Regions from separate parts of the Mus musculus genome. Here region 2 is linked to region 1. A link is a loop called in an ENCODE intact Hi-C map of the cell type or tissue named here. Cell type or tissue: gastrocnemius. All regions are shown on one strand.

The links. Peaks named below come from ENCODE experiments on the same cell type or tissue, not always from the same donor. Only the 100,000 strongest peaks of a DNase experiment are listed, where the experiment ranks them.
Region 2: it touches region 1 in a loop (2.0-fold over the local background); 13 of 42 quality-filtered maps call a loop at or near these places.

What each region holds. Positions count from the first base shown.
Region 1 is chr15:91,302,957-91,306,956 of GRCm38, forward strand. All of the region lies in intron 7 of Slc2a13 (solute carrier family 2 (facilitated glucose transporter), member 13), which reads right to left. Among named protein-coding and RNA genes, the nearest start is that of CN725425, 110 kb to the left of the region's middle. In gastrocnemius, a CTCF peak has its summit at 1,679 (motif pointing left); a DNase peak (open chromatin) is centred at 1,675.
Region 2 is chr15:91,163,214-91,167,213 of GRCm38, forward strand. All of the region lies in intron 6 of Abcd2 (ATP-binding cassette, sub-family D (ALD), member 2), which reads right to left. Among named protein-coding and RNA genes, the nearest start is that of Abcd2, 27 kb to the right of the region's middle. In gastrocnemius, a CTCF peak has its summit at 2,033 (motif pointing right); a DNase peak (open chromatin) is centred at 1,999; H3K27ac peaks cover 505 bases.

The DNA of each region.
Region 1 (4,000 bases):
GGTGTACTTGACTGACAATGCCTACGGAAGCTTCTGGTAAGATCCATATGGCAAATCTGCAGGGCTCTACCACTTCCCGACACAGAGGAAGGGACCTGCGGATGGACTGTCATCCCCAGCATTCCCCCTTACCCATCCTGTAAGACCCCAAAACCGTCACACCGTATGCACAAGGTCTCACTTCCATGGAAGGATGGTAGCCTGATTTAAGAATAATTCTGCTTCTGGAGATGCCTGCCTGCCTTCTTCTATTTCCACCGCACCTCCATCGTTCCATATCTAACAGAGAAAACAACCCCTCTGACCCAGTCTGTGTGAGTCCAGATCTAATAGGCTCAGGATGCCCACCATGTGTAGGCATTTTTACCCAGATCTTAGACTCACAGGTTGCTGTGCTCTGGCATCTTCACTTCTTGTGAAGGGCGTTCTCTCTGTCCATCCTAAGGGAAATGTAGGCAGTGAGATGCCAAATCCGAGTTTGCTGGTTGTTTAGGATTCAAATGTTAATGTGGAAACAGTCAAGTGACTAAAGGACCTCTCACAAAGCTTTAAGTACAGCCAGATGCACTTCCTCTGCTTTGCTGGGTCATAAATACAATTTCATTTCAACTCTCCCTTCGTAGAATTGACTTGCTAAATCTATACTGCCTGATGTTATAAATTTAGATACTCTAAACTTCTTAATACTTACTAAAATGATATATTCAGCGCTCCGAGTTAGTTCATAAAACATTAAGATGCTGTAAACTACCACTAAGAGTATCTCCTCAGGCAAACGTTTTACAGAGACAATAAGCATAAAAACCTTCACTAAAGGTCTTTTTGTTTATTCGAAACAGCATTCACTGGGTTTGTAAAAGTTCTGTTAATTTACAAGCGTTTGTATGGGATACATGGGTTTTGCTAAGAGCTTTCTCCTAAAGTCTATGACAGAAAATAAGTTTTACTCATCCTTCAACCCCCCACCCCCAAAGACTCACAGGTAGCAAAAATCAAAAGCAGCTAAGAGATGAGGTCACTTCATTTGCTGTGTCAGATTGAGGCTGTCACACCTATTTTGGGGCGACCTGTTTTGTGTGATGTAGCAGTCCCAAGTGAGAGACTTCCCTACGGCCATCATTTATTTGTGTTATGTTGTGCCCGGGACCACAACTCTTTCTTTTGGGGTCTCTCCTGAGTTTCCATTCAAGACAGAATGGAAACTCCCTTGTCTGGGAGGCAAGGAGGATACAGCCACCATTTAGAAGTATTTAGACAAGGCATGGGAAGCCCTCTCCACTACTTTTTCTTTCCCAGTATGGCAACTCCTCTTCAATTCCTAAGGACTCACTTGTATCCTTCATAATGTGTGGAAACTGGATCTCCAAACTTTAAAAAGGGACAGGATGCGTTTTTCCTGCAAAACCACATGGCCACTGCAGACGTAGAGGGAAGGCTTGGTCTAAAACTGGAAACAGCAATTATAGGAGCATTGTATAAGTAGATGCCTTTGTAGACGACAAGACAAATGCTTGGTCCTGCCTTATGTACAACTCTCTATGCTTTAAGAGAGGACTTGGATTCATGCAAGCCACGTAAACGGGACCCAGGATTAACAGCTTTCTTAATAGGTGGGGGCATTTTCAACCAGAAGAGGGTCACTTCTTACAGAGATAAAACCTTTGACAACACTGCCACCTGCTGGGAAAAAGCCTAGTGCCTCTGTAATGCTGTAACTGCTTCCTTGGGTGTAGCCCTTTTAAGAACTTGGAGAATCTGGACACAGTAGGGCCTAGCAACCATTCTCTATACAGCAACTTAGACACATCAGATACGACTTATGTGGTTTCTCTGATGGCACTGAGAGATGTATAGAGAATTTTGACATCTGTTCCCAAATCACGAGCTATTTCAAAGGGATTACAGTGTTGTTTGGGGACAGTGTTGTTTGGGGACAGATCTGGTTGAACTGAGGCCTACTGACGTTAAGACACAGTTACAGAAATAAAATATTTCTAGATAATGCATATTCAAGCGTTTCTTATAAGATTATTGCTACTGTTACATTTCCAGGGGCAGTCTTACATGTACAATCTACGTAAAGCCTCAGATGTATAATTTTTGTCAAAGACTAGCACTCAGGACCTGGGTAAGCATTTGCGTTCCTCTGCAGGCGACAGAACAAAGAGCTATGCCGCTAGGCCTTGTCAAGACAAGAGATGACGAATGTCTTACATTCTAGCGGTGTTAAAATTGTTGCAGTATTTTGCTAGATGCGCAGAATTGTTCTGAACTGACTTTTGCTGGCTCTGATGCTTGATCTTGTTGACAACTTGAGTGGGTATGGAGCTGAGCTGGAGGCAGAGCCTGGGCGCACCTGGGAGGAATTCTCTTGATTACAGTAAGTGAAGTGGAAAGACTGCCTGTGAATGTGGTGGGATTTCTGGCAGCAACAGGGATCCAAGGAGGTCTGAGGGGAAAGGCTTTTGTGTTTTATGTCTTTGCCTTCTTGTCAGACTGGTGCGTTCATCTACCCTAGCGGTTCTCAGCGATTTATAACAGTAGCAAGATGGCAATATGAAGTAGCAGAGAACATAATTTTGTGGCTGGGAGTCAGCGCAATATGAGGAACTGCATTAAAGGGTCACAGCATTAGGAAGGTTGAGCACCATTCATCTATCCATATTTGCATCTTTCTATGAGTTCATTAGCTGTGGCTGCCACCAGCACAGCCATTGACATTCTTTACTAAGGTAAGAATCCAGATTCTTTTTTTTTCCTTCCAATGTGGACTGAAGACCATGGGTTCCCAGGAATCCTCCAGGCTTTGAGCACTGTCTGGAGCACTGCTGAGACTCTAGCCCAGGGGACTGGGCACTGCCAGTCCTCAGACTCTAGTGAAGGCAGCCAGTGTTGGGCCACCCAGACTGTAATGTCCCAATCAGTTTGTTTCTTTTGAGAACGCTGACTAATACGCTTGCTAAACTTAAAATGTTATTTTAAGGACAGGCCTCATGTGAAGAAATGTTTTTTATATTACTTCTCCACATTGAATATGTACACTTTTTGGCAATGTGTGACGGACTCTTTTTTTTTCACTTAGGGCAATCGAGTTGTTGTTCAACATTCTTTAATTGTGAATAGATAAAATTTGTGCTATAAATAAAATGATAAAATTAGATTAAAATTATTATTTGTGTGTTTGTGTGTGTCTATGAGCATGCTTGTGACACAGCATCCGTGTGGAGGTGAGAGAAGAAAGACAATATGGTGAAGTTGCTTTTACTCATCCACCTTCATATTTTAACATCTAGTTTGACATATATGTATGTGTGTACATCATAAAGCTATAAAAGAAGCAATGCTATGTTCCTTAACTCTCCAGATAACTGTCAGAATTATAATCTTACCAGATAATACTGGTAAGAGAAAATATCCTCATAGCTGTAAAGGCATGCCACATGTCACTGTGTGCTAGTATGCGGTACGAGGCTGTACTGGTAAGTCTTGGAAACATGCCACAGTCTAAAGAGCCCTGGGATATGTGTCTCATGCTTTTCTGATACAAGCACACACCAATACACATAACCGATGGTCTGTGAAGATTTCCACAGCACTCTGTAAAAGGATGTGGAAACAGCGGCAGCCACTCTTAGCTTTTCCACTCCAAACACCTTAAAGGCGCACGCAAGGCTGGCATCTCTACACTACAGCTGCTATTTTCTGAGCACTACAGACAATAAGTTTATCTGAAGCTACACATCTAACTTAGCTGTAAAGTTCTAAAGGGATAAAATGTTATTAAATCATCATATCAGAATATTCAATTGCAATCTACTTTTACTCAATTTTCTTTTTCCTTATCACAAGCCAAACATAAAGGAGAAAGCAGTTAACTTGAAAGTCTTGAAAAGACTTTCTGATGCCTTTTAAATTACCCTTTAATTACATATATAATGTCTCACTGCAGGGACAGCATCGACTTACATCAATGAAAGAGTATATCAACGATCTAGATGAG
Region 2 (4,000 bases), 140 kb before region 1:
GCACACGTGTGAAGGTCATGTCAGCTCTCCCAGGGTGACATTCTGATGTCTGGAACACAACTGACTTTAAACACTCAATTTGTAGAATTATGTGATGTTTCTTAGACAGACTTCAAAATAATACCTGGTTTGTGCAAAAAAAAAAAATACTGAGATATACATGGAGAAAAGCTTTTTATAAAAAAAAACCATTTGATATTTTCTATAGATAAAATATTTTGTTTTGCCATTGTGATGGCTATTCTTGGTTGTCAACTTAACTAAATCTGGAACTAACTAAAACCCAAGGGTCTGGGTACAGCAATGAGGAACTTCCTTTCGTGATTAAATCATTTGAAGTGGGAAGACACACTTTCAATCTTGATCTTTTGAGGTGGGAAGATCCATCTTTAATTTGGGCTAAGCCTTCTGGTAACAGACTATATAAAGGACAGAGAAGGAGGGAGCTTGCTGTCTTTGCCTCCTTGTTCTCTCCTCACTAGCAAGTCCAATCCTTCACTGTTATGAGAGCCTACTTCTTCGGGATTCCAGCATATACTGAAGACTAGCTGAGACATCCAGTCTTATAGACTGAACAACAACTGGATTATTGGACTTTCTGTTGGTAGACAGCCATTGTTGGACTAGCTGGACCACAGCCTGTATACCACTCTAATAAACCTCATATATATATACACACACACACACATATGTATATCTTTCTTAATTGAATCATTTTCTTAATTAAATCAATATCTATAGCTATCTCTTATCTATTTTTCTATCTAACTCTTATTTATTTCTTATCTATCATCTATCATCTCTTATCTATCAATCTCTCTCTTATTTATGTATTTATCTATCATCTGCCTATCTCTTATCTAACCTTTATGTATCTATTTATCTATCATTTAGCTATCTCTTATCTATCTATCTATCTATCTATCTATCTATCTATCTATCTATCTATCTATCTATCTATCTTTGTCCATCAGTTCTGTTCATCTACATGATCCTGACTCATGTAAACATATTTGATTACAATTGTTTCTGAACATCTAAAATTATTTGCAGTAAACAAAACCTGGAGTTTTGACAGCTATGTGAACAAACTGAAAGGCAAGGTATTAATAAGAAAATGTAAATTAAAATGACATCAATGTTCTTGTTCATCAGAGAGCGAAAAGTTCAACAGCTTGATAATTCTACCAGCTGACTGGCCCATGGGGGAAAACAGATGTTCCCATACAGTGCTGAAAGTCCGAACTCCTTGGTAGAAATGTGGCAATTTGACATGCCATTCGCTTTTTGACTAACTTCTGGGAATTTTCTCAGAGAATATGCTCCTAAGTACGCCCCCAAAGGAAACTTGCCTAAGCGTACCCATTACAGTGCAAATTCCGGTGTTAAGACAGCTAATAGAATTCACTTCTTGTTATTGGAAAATAAAAACAGCTAAAGTATGAAGTTCAGTATTTTACAAATTGTCTTGGGAAATAGCTATGGGTTGTAACAGCAATTATATTAGTCATAATCAACTTTAACAAAAACTTAATGGAGTCTAAGATAATATAAAAAAAACAGAATGGAGTTCAACTTACACTGGGTTGCAGGAAGTCAGAGTATGTAGTGTTTTCAAAAACTTGATTTTCACAATATCATGTTACCTTTACAAACATACAAACATCTTTGTATTGAATAATAAAAAATCTATTGTGAACCATATTGTGAACATAATAAAAATATGTAGAAAACACTGAATAACAATAGTGAGCTTTGAAAAAAAAAGATAATTCAAAACCAAGAGAAAGGACTGGGCAGAGGGAATTCTTCATTCAGTTGTCTGTAGCTACTATGATGCACTACAGTGATCAGGCAGGCACCCAGGAAGTAGTACAGAGTGAGTTCTGTGGCCATCAGCCAGCTCAAAAGGAAAATGCAAAGGCAGCCTGTGATCAGGATGTCTCAAAGGCAGCCTGACACGCTGGGCTTCGGATGATCTGTCCTCGCCTAGGGCGGTCTGCTCGGGGAAGATTAGTGGTATACCTGGCATCTATCCACTAGATGTCAGTAGCATCTCCTCTAACAGCATCACAAATTGTCTACAAGTCTCCCCAAGGGGACAGATATCCCCAGGAGATAAGGCTGTCCCCAGCTGAGAACCACAGGTAGACAGTATGTTACCTTCTATGAAAATAAAAAGAAGGATGATAGAAATACATACATTTCGGAACACCTATGGAAAGAAACAGGAAAAGTGAGCCAGAAATTAGTGAGAAGGTCACCCAAGGAGGTGAAATGGATAGAGTAGAGCAGAGAGGAAACATCCTCTCTAAATTTCTTCCTTCCTTCCTTCCTTCCTTCCTTCCTTCCTTCCTTCCTTCCTTCCTTCCTTTCTTTCTCTCTCTCTTTCTTTCTTCTCTCTCTCTTTCCTTCCTTCTTTTCTCTCTTTTCTTTCTTTCCTCTATCCCTCCCTCTTTCTGTTTCTTTTTCTTTACTATTTTTGGAGACAGAGTCTTACTATGTAGCCCTGGCTGGCCCCACACCATCTTTGTAGACCAGGCTGACCTCAAACTCATAGAGATCCACCTGCTTTTATCTCTGAAGCTCTGGGATTAAAGGTGTGAGTGTGTTACATCTTTTCAATACAAGTTTTGATTTTATAGTCACATTAAAATGTTACTATCTGATAAATAAAATTAACTAAACAATTAGCTGAAATGCAAGAAACTGGATGTTTATTTTTTATAAGTATCAGATAGATAAGATGACTACAGAAAAGAGTAGGAGAAGAATAGGAATGGAATAAATTAACTTAAGTAACTTTGGCTACATAGCCTCAACTCACTTAAAAATGATTTAAAACAGTTTCCTACTCCACTCCCATCTGGAACATCTGAAAGCCACCCTTTCAGAAGGCCAGATCCTGTAGGCAATATGGTAGATTTCTTTTTGCTTACACAGCAAGTGCTCTACCCATTCCTGCCTTACCTCTGACCCTTCACACAATAGTAAACTGATAAGAGCTCGGCCTAAGTCCCAAACAATGAGAGCATGACTCGCAGTTGCTTCAAACTACCCATCTTCTGGTGACTTGTGGTAGCAGCAGTGGGAACTAACAGAGGCAGAGACTCCATAAACCCTATACAGCCTGAGTGGCTCAGCGAGGAACATCAGGCTATCCTAGAGTCTGTCTTATCTAGACAGCAAGGGCTAACCTCTGCAGCTCAGCAGCTAAAAGCACTGGCTACTCTTTCTTTTTTTTTTTTTAAGATTTATTTATTTTTATGTATATGAGTACACTGTAGCTGTCTTCAGACACACCAGAAGAGGGCCATCAGATCCCATTACAGATGTTTGTGAGCCACCTTGTGGTTGCTGGGAATTGAACTCAGGACTTCTGGAAGAGCATTCAGTGCTCTTTTTTTTAATTTCATTTTTATTAGGTATTTTCTTCATTTACATTTTCAATGCTATCCCAAAAGTCACCCATACCCTTCCCCCCACTCCCCTACCCACCCACTCCCACTTCTTGGCCCTGGTGTTCCCCTGTACTGAGGCATATAAAGTTTGCAAGACCAAAGGGCCTCTCTTTCCAATGATGGCTGACTAGGCCTTCTTCTGATACATATGCAGCTAGAGACACGAGCTCTGGGGGGTACTGGTTAGTTCATATTGTTGTTCCACCTATAGGGTTGCAGACCCCTTTAGCTCCTTGGGTACTTTCTCTAGCTCCTCCATTGGGGGCTCTGTGATCCATCCAATAGCTGGCAGTCAGTGCTCTTAACTGCTGAGTCATCTCTCCAGTCCCAGCACTGGCTACTCTTGTAGAGGAGCCACATTTGGTCCCCATAAATCACACAGTAGTTCACAACTGTCTTTAAGTGCCACCAGATTTAATATCCTGTTCTGACTTCCATGAACAACCAGGTCCTCATGTGGTACATGGAAATACATGCAGGCGAAGCACTTATACATATTAGAAAAATTATTTAAAAAAAAGAATTATACTAGCTTTCTG